Linked DNA regions of Homo sapiens: region 1 is linked to region 2. A link is an interaction called in ENCODE POLR2A ChIA-PET data of the cell type or tissue named here. Cell type or tissue: B cell. All regions are shown on one strand. Links, peaks and the distances in the headings refer to the core of each region. The heading gives the core; the rest is flanking DNA.

What was found. Peaks named below come from ENCODE experiments on the same cell type or tissue, not always from the same donor. Only the 100,000 strongest peaks of a DNase experiment are listed, where the experiment ranks them.
Region 1: POLR2A ChIA-PET joins it to region 2 with 15 read pairs; 17 of 35 experiments call an interaction of 5 or more read pairs at or near these places.

The regions. Positions count from the first base shown.
Region 1 is chrX:136,743,165-136,751,333 of GRCh38, reverse strand. ARHGEF6 (Rac/Cdc42 guanine nucleotide exchange factor 6) reads left to right here. Exons shown (of 22, transcript NM_004840.3): 3 at 3,742-3,826; 4 at 5,987-6,111; 5 at 7,548-7,749. Among named protein-coding and RNA genes, the nearest start is that of ARHGEF6, 34 kb to the left of the region's middle. In B cell, for the core only: no CTCF peak of the experiment used is centred there; DNase peaks (open chromatin) are centred at 3,483 and 4,133; H3K27ac peaks cover 4,957 bases.
Region 2 is chrX:136,877,033-136,885,201 of GRCh38, reverse strand. RBMX (RNA binding motif protein X-linked) reads left to right here and starts at 4,477. Exons shown (of 9, transcript NM_002139.4): 1 at 4,477-4,605; 2 at 5,749-5,883; 3 at 6,079-6,185; 4 at 7,116-7,287. The coding sequence starts at 5,775. SNORD61 (small nucleolar RNA, C/D box 61) reads left to right here and starts at 5,931; the gene lies at 5,931-6,003. RefSeq lists enhancers at 4,354-4,952, 4,622-5,081, 5,092-5,151, 4,953-5,552. In B cell, for the core only: no CTCF peak of the experiment used is centred there; DNase peaks (open chromatin) are centred at 4,421 and 5,651; H3K4me3 peaks cover 2,688 bases; H3K27ac peaks cover 1,967 bases.

The sequences.
Region 1 (8,169 bases), core at 1,902-6,901, 130 kb after region 2:
TGTTGAAACTGAGAACTACTCCAAAAGGTTCTATTTGTAATGCTATAGAAATATTAACTTCTTGCAGTTTACATTGGCAGATCCCCAATAATTCACAATTAACACCTGGTGTTTAGTGGTTTGCAAATAGGTTTTGCTGTCATTGGGGATATCTAGAATAAAAAGCTGTAGGGAAACATTTAAAAATTAAATGTCTGGGCTGGGCGCGGTGGCTCACGCCTGTAATCCCAGCACTTTAGCAGGCTGAGGTAGGTGGCTCACTTGAGGTCAGGAGTTTGAGACCAGCCTGGCCAACATGATGAAACCCCATTTCTACTAAAAATACAAAAACAAAAACAAAAACAAACAAACAAACAAACAAAAATTAGCCGGGCATGGTGGCAGGTCCCTGTAATCCCAGCTACTCGAGAGGCTGAGGCAGGAGAATTGCTTGAAACTGGGAGGCGGAGGTTGCAGTGAGCTGAGATCATGCCACTGCACTCCAGCCTGGGGGATACAGTGAGACTCTGCCTCAAAAAAAAAAAAAAAAGTTTGATTTCATCTACTGATGTAGGAATGCAACTTAGGTTGGCTATATGTAAATACTTAAAATATCTTTAATAAAGTTTAATCCCTGTCTGTCCTATTGGTTAGAGTAAATGTTTTTATTGTTGTTAGATTTGAACATTGCATCATCTGATTGCAGGAATGATACCTTGACACCATCTAGCCGTAGTCTAAGAAGTAATACTTTTTTCTTGTCTGAGTCACAGTAGTGGTAAGATGAATGGAGGGAGGGAATCCTGCTGTTCATCTGACCTTCACGGATCTAACTGGAACTAACTGGCTTTTTGTGCACCAAAATAGGTATAAAGAAAGTTCAGCTAATCTGGGACTCAGTCACAAACCAGAGACACTGAACAGACTAGTGAGGCTTGCACAGGGTACTAGAAGATGAGTATCATCATGACTTTGCCATGATTTGACTTTGACTTTGAAAAATTTCATTGAAAATGACTTTGGAAAATTACATACAGCATAAATGTGCAAATTTACATTACCTTTTTAACAAGTTCCAGTGCTTTGCAGACAGAAAAGGGAATTGGTTCTCTATTTTGGATGTATAAATGAGTGGGATTAGTCCTAGAAAAAGTGGTCTGTACTTTAATCTACCTTTCCTTGTTCTTCTCACACCCTCTCTACATTGGGGAATTCTCCTTTGCTTTCTCCTATTTGGGGACCAGAGCCCTTAGTCTTTCTCCACATCAACATCTCTAAACTTGGTCTCACACTGCTCATTTCCACTAAGACATAAATAACTGATAGTGGCTGAAAATGTTGTGATCCCTCCAGATAATATTTCCATTTTCATAGGGGAGCTCTCTGAAGTGCATGGAAGAAAGATCTAGGGTGGAATTTTCAATATCATTCAATTTAGGACTTAGAAGGTATAGTGTGGTGAAGGGTGTTTGTGGTTGTATCTGATTCTCCAGCTACTCTGAAATAATAATGCTTAGGCGTTGCTTTCTCTAGCAGTTCCCAGAGGCTTCTTCCAACTCCTTCCTCTGTAGTTTCTAGTGCCTCAGAATAGGCTTGCAGCAAGAACAGTGTCCATGGATAAACTTGAGTATATTGGGGTTTTCTCAAAAGAGAACCGAGTACAGTTCAGGAAACTTCCCTCAAGCAGATGCAATGACTCTTCTTGATGCACATTTCATTTTCTGATTAGTTTATTTATTTTCAAAATCAGTCAAGTACTTGTACAAGTGAATAATACCAGTGTTGCCATGTATAGGCATTTAATAACCCTGGATAAGGAACAACTAAAACCAGAGGGAGAGGTTTTTTATCACAACTTTTGCTCTCATGCCTTATTCTGCTAATATTTAACTTCTGCTTATTATTTTAGATCTACTCATCTCTACCACACCCACCCAAAACATGTATCCACATGCACACACACATGCACACTCCCATTAGGACTGATGGGCTAAAAACAAGTGATTTTTTTTGCTTTGCTACTATTTTGGCATACATGTCATTAACATTTTCCCAGTTGATCAGTTCTAAGGGAGACTCAATAAGTCTGAAATCCCCGGAGATACTAGACACTCTCTCTAGTCTATTGCCTCTTGTTCACCCAGGCTTTGACAAACTAAAACAAAACTCTTGTCAATGTATTTCTGGAAAAGTTTGAATTTTATATTGTAGCATTCAGAAATATATTTGGAATGTGTTGTTGTTTAACTCTTTAGTAATATTAGCATTACTCTTTTACCAGAAATATATTAATGTCTCATTTTTAGATGCATCTGGGCTTTTTGGTCATTTTAACTTTGAATGCAAAATATTCATTGATTAAATGAATAAAGCAGTGAATCCTAGAATAGGCAGACTTGTGTAGGTTTGCATTTGCATGTATCTTTATTGACCCCCCAAAACGTGAAAAATTGATATTATATATTTTCACTCTAAAAACAGATTATAGGTTTTCAAGAACATGTACAAAAAAGATAGAAATTTGTCTTGATATGGTTCCCAGAAAATATGCAGCTTAAAAATGGAACAAATGGCTCTACCTAATGGGAAGACAGACCCTTTAAAATCCTATGCCCATTACCAATCATGTCCCATATGAAAAGGTACATTTTATTTCCATCACCACATTTGGGGAAAAAATGATGCAATCTGTTTTCTTTAAGAGACTTCTAGACATCCTGGAACAAAATGTTTTTAGAAGGGGCATTTCCATCCAGAAGGTGGGCATCTGGTTACCTTCAGATATGCATACTTACATTGTTGGCTGGCAAATTAATAGATTGTACCTGTGCATGAGAACACTTCTAATTTCAAATATACATATTTGAGACTCAATATATTTTAACACACTGACTACATTTCAAAGGTAACAGGTAAATTGTATTGAAAACAACATCTGATTGGTATCTTCACTGGGGACAATAGCATATCAGATTGACAGTTGACTGGTAAAGTGAAATGTATTTCCTTAATGTGTTTTTTGCCAAGAGTTGAGTAGTATTAGACAGGCCAGAGGTCATATTTGGGAAAGTCATCTAAAGCCAGGAAGAGCCCATAGGCCCAGGCAGGCAAATACTTGAATTCATGATGAGCTGAGAGGGGCAAGGTCAAACAGCAGAAACAGAACTGAAGCTGGGAGCAAAAGGCAGACCTGGGCAGAAAGTTTGGGCAACATGGAATTGGGATCCTAGGCAGTTGGGATGCAGCGGGTGGCAGTTGGGAGGAAGGAGAGCAGAGAAAAAGGCACTTTTGACAGTGACTCAACTAGGCACAGCTAATAAACTGTACAGATGCAACCATGTCAAAAAGGCTCCACCTCCTTATTTATGGACTGTCGAGGACATTATGTAGGTGATGGGCATTGATTGTAACCCATGCATATGAGCTTCCTGTAACTGGGCTGAAACTATTGATACATTCAGGCCAGAAGAGTGGGTCTGAGTATGCACTGTTTATTTCCTGGTGGGCGCTGCCTTCTCAGCTTGGCTCTCATTTCCCATTACTGCTTTGCTCTGACTCACTGATGGCCTGCCACATGTCATTAGGCGGCTCAACTGCTGCTCTCATTTCTCCCAAAGGTATATGGAGGTTTGTGTCTTGGCTTCTACACTTTTTTTTTTTTTTTTTTTTTCCGGAGAGCTGGAGGAAGTGGCCTTTTGATAGTTTTGTTTGTTGAGTTGAATACTTGTAGTGTCTTACGGTTTCAATTTTCCTTTCTCATAGATATTTGATCCTGATGACCTTTATTCAGGGGTCAATTTCTCCAAGGTACTGAGTACTCTTTTAGCTGTCAACAAAGCAACAGAAGGTAAGCCGGGCTTGTGATTTATATGTTCTGGGTGACATTTTTGAATCCATGTGTTTGTGATTACCCTAGGAGCCAACTCTGGCCAGGATTGTTCTCGTGATGCAAATTTTCCCCTTGCTCCCCCAAATACACCCCAACAAATGTCAAATGCTTGAATTTTTCATGGCTTAGGATTTAAAATATACCTATCATAGATGTTATTCTAATGCCCTTAATATAATGATAAGAACTAAGAAACTATTCCATTCAAAGCTCTGAATCACCAACTGAGTATAACAAAACAGAGAAGAAAAAGGAAAGACCAGTTCCCTTTTTCATAGAGTTTACAAAATACAGCCGTCACTTCCCTTTCCCCACTAGAGACATATTTTTCTCATTGTTTTATGTATGCCTTTGTCCATGTAAAGGAACCCCTCAGTAGCCTTGCACCAAAAATGAAATCTTGGGGTCATAGGGAGTGAAAATAATATCTTTTATTTAAATGTTTAACACCTACCACACTAGAGGTATTAAATATAAATGCTAGTAAATGTGAAGAAAATGATGATACACTTAGAATGTAGCTTCACTCCTTCCCTGGTATATTTTACCAACAGCTGAATAGTAATAATCATACTTAAAATGCTTTGAGCTCTTGCCCTGGATCTAGGCTGTCATAAGAGCCACAGGTGATCTCATCCAATCCTTGAAACAACACTGGGGGTAGGTATTATTATTATTAGGTCCATATTACAGATAAGGAAAGTCAGGCCAACAGTTGCCCAACTAGAAAGTTAGTCGCTGAGTTGGGATTCAGACCCACATCTGAATGACTACAGAGCCCTTATGCCCAAGCACGAGGCTTGCTGCTCAAACTGTTGTAGAGTCAAGAGGCTGTGTGCCCAGCATCGCCAGGTGCTACAAAAAATGTCAAAGCTATGGTCCCTGCCTTTGAGAAAATTACTGTCTATTTAAGGAGACTCAACTTACCCACGTGAAACAATTAGAGGACAAGAGCAGACAATATAATCAAGTGCCAAATAGGTTAGAGCATCTAGGAAGCTATCGAGTAATTATAGTTTTTGTCAAAAGAGCTGTATATAATAGCAATACAAGTAAAAATACTTCTCCAAAGTTGTTCTTTTGCTATTTGGAAAAAAAAATGCTTTTGAGCTATTGCAAGGCGTATAGCTGAAAGTACAGCTAATTCAAGTAACTATATTTAACACACATGACAACTATCCAGTTCTAGTCAGGGAGGATCGTGTAATTCTAACATTATGCCACACAAATTATACGTTCCTTTGCCAAACTCTCCTAGCAAGTTTTACAGTCTCTTCCCTTGCCACAGATATTTATAAAATACAAGGAGGTGAAAGTTAAAACCCACAGCATCAAGGAAATTACTTGGATACTGAGCTTGTCGCCTAGGGAATGTTTGGGCTTTAGACTTTTGCAGTTTATATCTTTTAAAAATAAATGGAGAGGAAAAGAACCCTTATTGAAATTTGTCAAGAAGCCAGCTCCTCTCTTTTGTATACTCTCAACAAACTGAAAACATCCAGCTCAGCTCTGGCCTGGTCGAATTTCACAAGGTTTCAAGGAAGAGAAGACTCTTGAATCTGATTGTTAAAAAAATTATTCTAGTATCAAGATTACATCTTTCCCAAACACATCTTCTCTTTCACTCTCATTCTCCACCCTGCCCCACACACATCAGGGAGATTTTACATCATATATGCCACACATATTGTTACGTGTGAGTAAGAAATGAGCCACTGAGTTATGGGCCAAAAAACAAAGAGAGAAATTTGAAATATTTCAAAGTAATAAGAGCCACAAACAGCTGTTTGGTACCCAATATAGTTCTGCCTTGGATAACAGGGCATACTGTTGCAACTGGTTCAGGAGGGAAGAGTTGTAGGGAAATGGTTAAGAGAAAATGTGGTTCTGTCGCTGTTTTTCATTCTACTGGAGCACGATGGCCAGTAAGGTTAAGAACAGGAAGTTGGCCACCAAAAAGGGAAGGGGGATTGAAATACACTTGGCATGTTCATAATGATAACAGTTAGAATTACAGCCAGGATGCCTCTGATAGTATCCTGAGAAAGATAATGTTATGCGGTAGATGTTTTTCTGATCTGAGTGGTTCCTTTAACATGCCTTTTCCTCTTTTCACAGATCAGCTATCAGAAAGACCATGTGGACGTTCCTCTTCTCTTAGTGCTGCTAATACTTCTCAGACAAACCCACAGGGAGCAGTTTCTAGCACAGTTTCAGGGCTGCAAAGGCAGTCAAAGACAGTGGTAAGTATAGTCCCCAATTCTCCGTCTGTTTTAAAATCCATAAAATTAGATTGATATCCTAGTTGCATCTCCATATGTGGTGAGACAGCCATCCGGGTTGTTTTGGGCATCACTGAGAAAACTAATTATAAACCGAGCACCAATTCAGGCTGGCCCGAAGGAGCAAATCAAAGGCATGTGGTGGGGCAAAAATCCGGATTGAAGCTCCAGCTCTGTCCCTTACGAGAATTAGGCAAGTCACTTAACTGAGAATGCTATGCAAATGGAAGTCATTATGGCTACTTTCTGATGGCAGTTTGCTGTTAATTTCCCTATCCCTTGTTTTATTAGAACTAAATAGTGCCTGACACATAGTAGGCAATCAATAAATATTGATTAGTATCCTCATTATTATTGCCATTTTTATTTTTCTCTTTCCATTCCTAATGAGGAAGGCTTGATTTTAAATTTCAGTCTATGATGAGCTTCTATATTAGGATCTCCCAGTTGCCTTTTCACTTGCTCTTATTGGGAGCTTTTATTTGGGAGGAAATGCCTCATCTTCTGCTCTTTGGGTGAAACCTTTATTTCCTGTCAAAAGCCACCCACTTGCAGTAAGACATTATGACCTATTACTTCCAAAGCACTTGAGCATGTGGTTCTTAACTTTTTTGGATCACAGATCCCTTTGAAAGGCTGATGAACACTATGTCTCTACACCCCTGGTACCCTCTCAAATTGTATACAAAAGCCCATGTGTATGAACTTATTTAGACAAAAATATGTTGTGCTCATCAGATTCTCTAAAGGGTCTGTGACCCTCAAAAAGGAAGTCCAGTTTATACATGACAGATTAAGAATTCCTGACTTAATATATCCATGTAATAAAACTGCAGTTGTACCCCCTAAATCTATAAAAATAAAAAAATGGAAAAAAGAATTCCTGACTTAGGCAACTATGGGTTATTTGATCTTTGCATATAAATAAGTCTTAGCCAAATTAAGATATCCTTAGTAATTAGGAGATGGGAGGCAGATTTTATGGAGGGTAGGTTAGTACATCTTGGTTATATAATTATGTGGACTGTTTGTGTGTTGAGTAGAGGCAGGGTGGAATAGCTTATCCAGGGTGGAATAGCTTATCACTCTACTTTGTTATCTGGCTTAGTTAAATAGATAATCTTTAGATAATGGGGAGGGGTGTGGAGAGAAAAATGAAAGCTATGACCCACTTCAAAATACAGATTCTCACAAATGCCAAAGTTTACATACTGTTTTGAGGGATTTATTAATCCCTCTGAGACCCATTCATGGATTCCTAAGTTAAAAACTCAGGACTGAGATGGATCTGGGGTTTTGTCTTTGCTTCCTCCACTTTATTTGCCTATATCCATATCATTTCTACCCCTGCCTTATTTAGATGAGTGCTTAATCTGGTGTGGCTTTTGTTTCTCTAGGAGATGACGGAAAATGGAAGTCATCAGTTGATAGTAAAAGCAAGATTCAACTTTAAGCAGACTAATGAGGATGAACTGTCAGTTTGTAAGGGGGACATCATTTACGTCACACGAGTTGAAGAAGGAGGCTGGTGGGAAGGCACATTAAATGGGAGAACAGGCTGGTTCCCCAGTAATTATGTCCGTGAAATTAAATCCAGTGGTAAGTGAAGTTTTTAAAAGGCTTTTTGATTGTGACTCTTGTACTTTCTTGGTATTCTTACTGAAAATTGTGTAGTTTTAATTGGTTAACAGAAGCTGTTTATACTTGTATGTGTATGCCAAAAATAAGAGTAGAACAGAACTGGGAAAAATCTGTGATTAGATATTTTGAAACAAATTGTATTTAGATTACATTAAGGCAGCAGAAAAATAAAAAAAGCAAAGGAATTCAAAGCTCAGACAACTGGTCCACCCTAACTGTATCCCTTTATGTCTACTAATTCTAGCCCATGTAATATAGTACATAGTCCTTCTCACCACTCTAAAACTTACCATGGCAGAATCCAATAATAAGAGAGGCCATGTGCTAACTTCCTTTTTTTAGCCTTAAGCCCTGTAAGCAGACCTGAGACTAAATGCC
Region 2 (8,169 bases), core at 1,767-6,766:
GGCAAAGAGAAAAATCTAGAAGATCCATGAGGAGGAGGGATGGGATTCGGAAATTACTTTTGGGCAGTGTGAGACCTGCTTATCCAACTGCCTGTTGGCCAGAGTCCCTCACACTCAGCACGCCCACGTCCCCCCTCTCCTGCATTACATCAGCAATACCCTTCTGATTTGTCTCCCTGCTTCCTGTCTCTCCCTCCCCCAATACAGTCTCCAGACTGCAACCACAGTAATCTCATTAAGATGAAATCTGATTACCTTACTCCACCTCTTAAAAAGGCTCCCCTCTCGGCCAGGCTCAGTGGCTCACGCCTGTAATCCCAGCACTTTGGGAGGCCGAGGTGGGTGGATCACCTGAGGTCAGGAGTTCGAGACCAGCCTGGCCAACATGGCGAAACCCCGTCTCTACTAAAAGTACAAAAATTAGCCTGGCATGGTGGTGGACACCTGTAATCCCAGCTACTTGGGAGGCTGAGACAGGAGAATCGCTTGAACCCGGGGGGCGGAGGTTGCAGTGAGCTGGGATTGCGCCACTTCACTCCAGCCTGGTCGAAAGAGCGAAACACCGTCTCAAAAAAAAAAAAAAGGCTCCCCTCTCCATTGCCCTCTAGATCTAGTCAGTAGCACTCTGCTTCCCCCACAAGCTGCTTCTTTTTCCTCTCTGTCCTGGACGATATGGCCAACTGATCCCCTCCTACAATTCCTTTAACTTAGCCATCCCCACCCCACCCACTCGCTTTTGGTCCTTGGGAATTGTGTTTGCATCCAACACCGCCAGCATGCTACTTCTCCTCCCCCACATTCCTGGGTGTGAACTGCAGAGGCCAAAGTGAGCTGGTCTACGGGGATGCACATTTCCTTTTTGAGACCCAGGAGGACAGGGTTATCTATTGTCGAGCCTGCCCCATTTTGCCCTAGACTAGAGGAGACCTGATTTACACTCAGAGCCTAGAGGAGAGTCCTGTAGTCTCTCTTTGGATTTGAGACAGAGAAAGAGAGTGCCTGCTTCCACAGGGTGAGGGATTTCTCCTGGCTACCTCTGGGAGTACAAGTTCTGCTTGCTGAGCCTGGTATTTAAGCCATTTTTGCCAGTTCCCAAATGACTCCAGAGTCTATAATTTACAGAACTCATTCAAAAGGCAAATGGACATGAGTTTTGCCTTACTTTTTATTATTTGGCTGGGGGAAAAAAAACAAGAACAAATATTCTTGTCCTACTGGGCATTACTCCCCCTATTAATGTTAATAATTCAGAGCTGGTTTCGAAGCTCCTTGGGGGCTTTTACCCGTGACCTGAATATTATTTACTACAACCTGCCTGGCATATACCAAAATTCACCATGGGCAGGTAATTGTAACTATGAAGAAGAAAAGGCCCGGCACGGTGGCTCAGGCCTGTAATCTCAGCACTTTGGGAGGGCGAGGCGGGCGTATCACCTGAGGTCAGGAGTTTGAGACCAGCCTGGCCAACATGGTGAAACTCTGTCTCTACTAAAAATACAAAATTAGCCGGGCATGGTGGCGTATGCCTGTAATCCCAGCTACTCAGGAGGCGGAGACGGGAGAATCGCTTGAACCCGGGAGGCAGAGGTTGCAGTGACCCAAGATCGCACCAGTGCACTCTAGCCTGGGCAATGAGAGCGAACCTCTTTCTCAAAAAAACAAAAAAACAAACAAAAAAAAAAGGAGAAGAAGAAGAAGAAAAGTGAAAATTGTCCATAAATTCTACCACTCCAAGATAAACTGGTAACATTTTGGCATATTTCCTCCCAGTTATTTTGTCTCCATATGTATTTTTTTAATAGCTCATATTATGTGATCTTGGGCCTTCTTTTCCCACTGTACTCTCTTGTTTGGTGGTTTCATTCATTCTGATGGCTTTTATTACATCTCTGAGATGATAATTTAGCACAGATCTATGCTCTGAGCTTCAGATTTTTCTGCCCCTATATCCCAAACTTGCTCCTCTGAAACCATTTTGGTAAATGACTGTTACCATCTGTCCCACTAATACCAGATACTTGGAGTCATCCATAATGATTTTCTTTTTCCGCAATTCTTCCCCACCCCTTTCCCATCTGTCTTAGTCCATTCCTGCTACTATAACAAAATACCATAAACTGGCTGGCTTATAAACAACAGAAATTTATTTCTCACATTTTTGTAGGCTGGGAAGTCCAAGATAAAGACGCCAGCATATTCAGTGTCTGGTGAGGGCCCACCACCACCAGTTTTCTGGTTCATATAAGTGGCACCTCACTGTGTTCTCACATGGTGGACAGGGGCCTCTTTTATAAAAGTGTTAATCCCATTCATGAGGACCCTACCCTTTTGTGACCTAATCTTCTCCCCAAATCCCCGCCTCCTAATGCCATCACCTTGGGTATTAGGATTTCAACATATGAATTTGGGGGAGGACACAAACATTTAGACCATAGCACCATTAAACACGATACCTATCATATTCATCTAACAATTGTTCTTTCCTCCCCGTGTCCACTGCCGCCACCCTGATTCAAGCCACCATCCTCTCTTTCTGGTCTGCTCCCACAGCCCTATTAGTGTCCTTTTTCCCACACTTACCCCCTACAGTCATTTAATGGGCTCAAAGGTCCTGCCAATCTTGGCTCCCTCATTTCATGCCCCTCATATTCTTGTCACCTGGCCCTCTTTCTGTCCCTTGATATATGCCAAGCTCTTCCTCTCTACTTTGTGTTTACTATTCTCTTCTTTTCCTGAAGGTTTTTCCCTCAGCTGTTCCCATAGCTAGTTTCTTTTCTTCCTTCAGCTCTGATCTCCAAAGTCACCTCTTCACATAGACCTTCCCTGATGTTTTAATCAAATTTGTTCTCCCTAATATTGTCCATCAAAGCAACTAGTTTATTTCCTCCCTGGCATTAATCACAACATGCCATTCTTTTGTTAATTGTATTCAATTTCTTTAAGAAAAAAATTAAAAAATTTTTTGGTTTCCCCCCTCAACAAGTAGGATGGGCAGATGAAATATAGAATGCTCAGTTAAATTTGAATTTCCGATAAACAGCGAATTTTTAAAATATGAGATTTGGGACATACTATACTAAAAAAAGTATTCGTTATCTGAAATTTAAACTTAACTGGGCGTCCCTTTTTTTTTTTTTAGACGAAGTCTCGCTCTGTTGCCAGGCTGGAGTGCAGTGGTATGATCTTGGCTCACTGCAACCGCCGCCTCCTGGGTTCAAGCAATTCTCCTGCCTCAGCCTCCCGAGTAGCTGGGACTACAGGCACACGCCGCCACGCCCGGCTAATTTTTTTATTTTTTATTTTTATTTTAGTAGAGACGGGGTTTCACCATGTTGCCCAGGCTGGTCTCAAACCCCTGAGCTCAGGCAATCTGCCCGCCTCGGCCTCCCAAAGTGCTAGGATTACAGGCATGAGCCACCGCGCCCCGGCCGCGTCCCATATTTTTATTTAAAATTTTTTAACAGCTTCGCAGAATAAATTAGCGTCCCGCATTTTCTTTTTTATTTTGAGACGGAGTCTCGCTCTGTCGCCTGCCCAGGCTGGAGTGCGGTGGCGCAGTCTTGGCTCACTGCAACCTCCGCCTCCCGGATTCTCCTGCCTCAGCCTCCCGAGTAGCTGGGACTACAGGCGCGTGCCACCACGCCTGGGTAATTTTTTGTATTTTTAAAAAGAGACGGGGTTTCACCGTGTTAGCCAGGATGGTCTCCATCTCCTGACTTCGTGATCCACCGACCTTGGCCTCCCAAAGTGCTGGGATTACAGGCGTGAGCCACTGCACCCGGCCTGGTATTTTCATTTATTAAATCCGGCATCCTTACCCACAGGCCTGACTCTTGTCTTTTCCCTGGAGTTGTATTTTCCTGGCCTAGCCCAGAGCCCACCATTTACAAGGTGCTCAGTAATTGTTCTATATGAATGTACTATCTGCATGCTGTTTTGTACGTTTTTTACTCATCTGAAATTTACATGTATTTATCAGAAATTCCCACACTCACTAAAAACACTTGTTAAAGACAATTTTTGAAAATATATTATATTGCCAAAACTTCTTTGTTTTCCGTTTCTGCAAAATTGGTATAGTAGGAGTATCTACCCTCATCACATTTTGACAATTAGAAGAGTTAATGGAAAAGTAAAAGTAAAGTTTTGCACCGTGCCCGGCCCACTAGGACGCTCAATAAACTTCAGTTCTTTATTAAAGGAAGCCTGTGCACCATTTTAGCGTAAAGCAAAAAAAGCGCGTTTGTAAAGAACGGGTGGGGGTAGAGAAAACGGTTAGAAAGGTCTGTCGACCCAACACCGAGGGCCCGGGAAAAAGGGAGGAGAGAAGGGTGAATGACAGAGGAGCCAGCCAATGGGGAGACTGGGAACTACTTCCCCCCTCCCTTTGCGTTTCAAATTCTAAGCTCCGTTTCCATCCGGGTCCTTCAGCCTCGTTCCCGGGCAGTATAAAGTTTGCTGTCTCCTTTGTTCGCCCTCGTTGCGCAGTAGTGCTAGCGGCTTCGCGGTTCGGTCCTCGCACCCGGCAGCCGCCACTGGTGCTGAGCTGCTAGGAAGCCCCTATCGCCGAGCTCGTTGGAGCTTGAACCCATTGTCACCCCTCCGGTACGTGTCTCCTTTCCTCAGTCCGTTTTTCGTGACACTCTCCCCGTGTTAGGACTGGGGATTATATCTCCCTGGAGATGGGGGTGGCGGGCGCCATTTTAAGAACCCAAAGGTTCCGACCTATTTAAATAAAGCTGAGGGGGTCGAGGGAAAACAAATGAGGGGGCCCGTTTGGTTGTATGCTTCTCGAGAAAGTTTGGCTGCCATCTGCGGGAGTTGGTAGCGGAGGTCGGGGCTTTGTAGGCTGGAGCGGGGCGAGGAGCGACCGCACCACGGCGATACCTGCATTGGTATGGCGCTGGCGCTAATGATGGGCATGTGGACTTCCATGCGGGCTGCGGGCTTCGTATTCATTGGCGGCCCCGGAGAAGAAGCCCTCTGAATGTTCCCAGCCAATGTTGGTGGTAAAAGTTAGTCCCCTGACCAGTGTCGGTGGTTCTGGGTTGAATCCAAGTGTCGCCATTTTGTCTTTTACACGCGGTTTTTAATGACGAGTTTTAATTAGGTTCCGCTGCAGTCACGGAGTGTCGAGTGTTAGTGTGTGCGTCCGCGTTCCGTTACTTAATAGCAAACGATGTTGACGATTTGTTTTTATCTTTTTGGCCGGATAGTAGAATTTTCGGTAGGGCGGGGGCCGGTGAAGAAGAGGGGCGGCATAACTTGGCTTAAACTTCACATTTCTCCTTGGATTTAGTAGGGAATCCTAATGAGGAAAAGAGGAGTCGTTGGAAGAGGGCTTGGTGTTAAGGTCCTGTGTCTAGCCTGTGACCTTGGGAGTCTTTTAAAACCATCGTTAGGAAGGGTGTGATGAGTAATTGAATCTTTCAAAGGCAAGAGGACTGGAACTAAAAGTTGCTTTTTCAAATGTTAAGCAGCTGTTGCTTAAGAACAGCTAAGGGTGATCAAGGGTAGTGGTAAAAGTTAAGTTGGCCCTTTTAACCAGTTTTATGTAAATTGCAGTGTTACTAAACTACTTAGTTCAAATTGCTTCCTACTGTGGCTGAGGCTTAGCTCGTTATCGTTTTCTTTAGTTATTAAGGAACAATGGTTTTAGTGGAAAATATGAGAAATGTGCGAAAGTAAAAGTGTCCAATAAACTTGAGGAACTTTTTGCAGTGAGGTAATACTATTCCTTTTCAACAGACTCACCGGCCCAAAAAAAAAAAAACATGGTTGAAGCAGATCGCCCAGGAAAGCTCTTCATTGGTGGGCTTAATACGGAAACAAATGAGAAAGCTCTTGAAGCAGTATTTGGCAAATATGGACGAATAGTGGAAGGTGAGTTGTCTGGCAGTACAGGCTGGGCTATTATAATTAAAATATAAGCTATGATGAATTTGATTGCATTGATCGTCTGACATGATAATGTATTTTTGTCCTCTAAGAAGTTCTGAGCTTTCTGTTTACACATTTACTTTGGTTATTTCATTTGACCTAGGGTAACACTTTATTTTTCTGAAAACTACTTTTTAGTACTCTTGATGAAAGACCGTGAAACCAACAAATCAAGAGGATTTGCTTTTGTCACCTTTGAAAGCCCAGCAGACGCTAAGGATGCAGCCAGAGACATGAATGGAAAGGTGAGATTGTCTACACGATGGATGATAACCTGTTACTAGTGCATAAAATAACATGTAGTTGTCCAAGTCTGGTCTAGGACAGCTTTTGAGTTTTCGTTGTTTTTCAGTATATACCTGTCTGGGATCCACTCATCCTGTTTGTGATCCTGTTCCAAAGAGTATTCTGTAATTGCAGAACCAAATCTAGTAGTGAGTTATATCTTATGCTCGTAACATTCTCTCAGTTCAGAATAATTATGGCATTACATGGTACTTTTTTTTTTTTTTTTTTGATAGTCTCCCTCCGTTGCCTAGCCTGGAGTGCAATGGTGCAGTGCCCACTGCAGCCTGTCTCCCGAGTTCTAAGCGATTTTTCTGCCTCAGCCCCCCCCCCCCCCCCCAGTAGCTGGGATTACAGGCATGCGCGACCACGCCCGGCTAACTTTGTATTTTTAGTAGAGACAGGGTTTCACCATGTTGGCCAGGCTGGTCTCAAACTCCTGACTTCAGGTGATCCAGCTGCCTCCGCCTCCCAAAGTACTGGGATTACAGGTGTGAGACACTGCGAGCCACTGCGCCCAGCCAACATGATACATTTTATCTTGAGATCCATAAGCCATATTTTGATAACTTGGCTTTTGGTTTTGGCTACTAGTTTTGATAACAAGCTGATACCTACTTGGCCTTGTTTTAAATTTTACCATACAATAATGCAGTGGGTTCACCTTATGTTTCAATCCAGATCATCAGTATCGGTTTTAAGTATTAAGAATTTTAAGCGGAAAAGCCCCATTTATGTAAACTGACTATATTTGCAGTGTTTTTTCTTAGACTAATGAGCAACACTTACCCATAACTGCATTTTGAAGGACCAGTTAGTGTCTTAGTGCATAGTAGATGTGCAAATTATTTTTAAATCTTGATTTAATTTAATCGTATCTTTTTTTTTAGTCATTAGATGGAAAAGCCATCAAGGTGGAACAAGCCACCAAACCATCATTTGAAAGTGGTAGACGTGGACCGCCTCCACCTCCAAGAAGTAGAGGCCCTCCAAGAGGTCTTAGAGGTGGAAGAGGAGGAAGTGGAGGAACCAGGGGACCTCCCTCACGGGGAGGACACATGGGTAATAACTTGCGTGGACCTCGGGTTTGGTGTATAAGTTAGGGACTGCAAGCTCACACCAAGTGGATGCTTTGGTTAAGTCCTTGAGGAAAGGTGCCAACTTTTGAAATTGACAACACTTGTTCATCTACCAAAGTGATTGCCAATTGAAAGCATGGGAAGCATGTTTTAGATTATGGTGTTAAACCGTGGACAGTGTTACTTCTTGTCCAAGTAGTTCACTCTGTAGGAAAGGCATTTAAAAATTGATAGGCCAGGGTGTTGGACATGAAAATGAAATCATTTTTATTTTTTAAAGTTAGCTGGGCGTGGTGGCAGGTGCCTGTAATCCCAGCTACTACGGAGGCTGAGGCAGAAGAATCACTTGAACTTGGGAGGCAGAGGTTGCAGTGAGTTGAGATCGTGCCACTGTACTCCAGCCTGGGGGAACAGCGAGACTCCCTCTCAAAAAAAAAAAAAAAAAGTTTTTTAAGACTACCTTCAGTTCTTATTTCCCCAGTTTCTATGACTGCAGTGCATGCTCCATCAAGTACAAGTGAAACTAGACTACCCAAATCAATAATGGTTTTTTTTTGGGGGGGGGGGGGTAGAGTTTAGCACTTGTTGCCCAGGCTGAAGTGCAGTGGCACGATCTTGGCTCACCACAACCTCTGCCTTCCAGGTTCAGGCGATTGTCCTGCCTCAGCCTCCCAAGTAGCTGGGATTACGGGCATGCACCACCACACCTGGATTTTTGTATTTTTAGTAGAGACAGGATTTTACCGTGTTAGACTGGTCTTGAACTCCTGACCTCAGGTGATCCGCCCGCCTTGGCCTCCCAAAGTGCTGGGATTACAGGCGTGAGCCATTGTGCCCGGCCCAATAATGGTCATATTCTTGATGA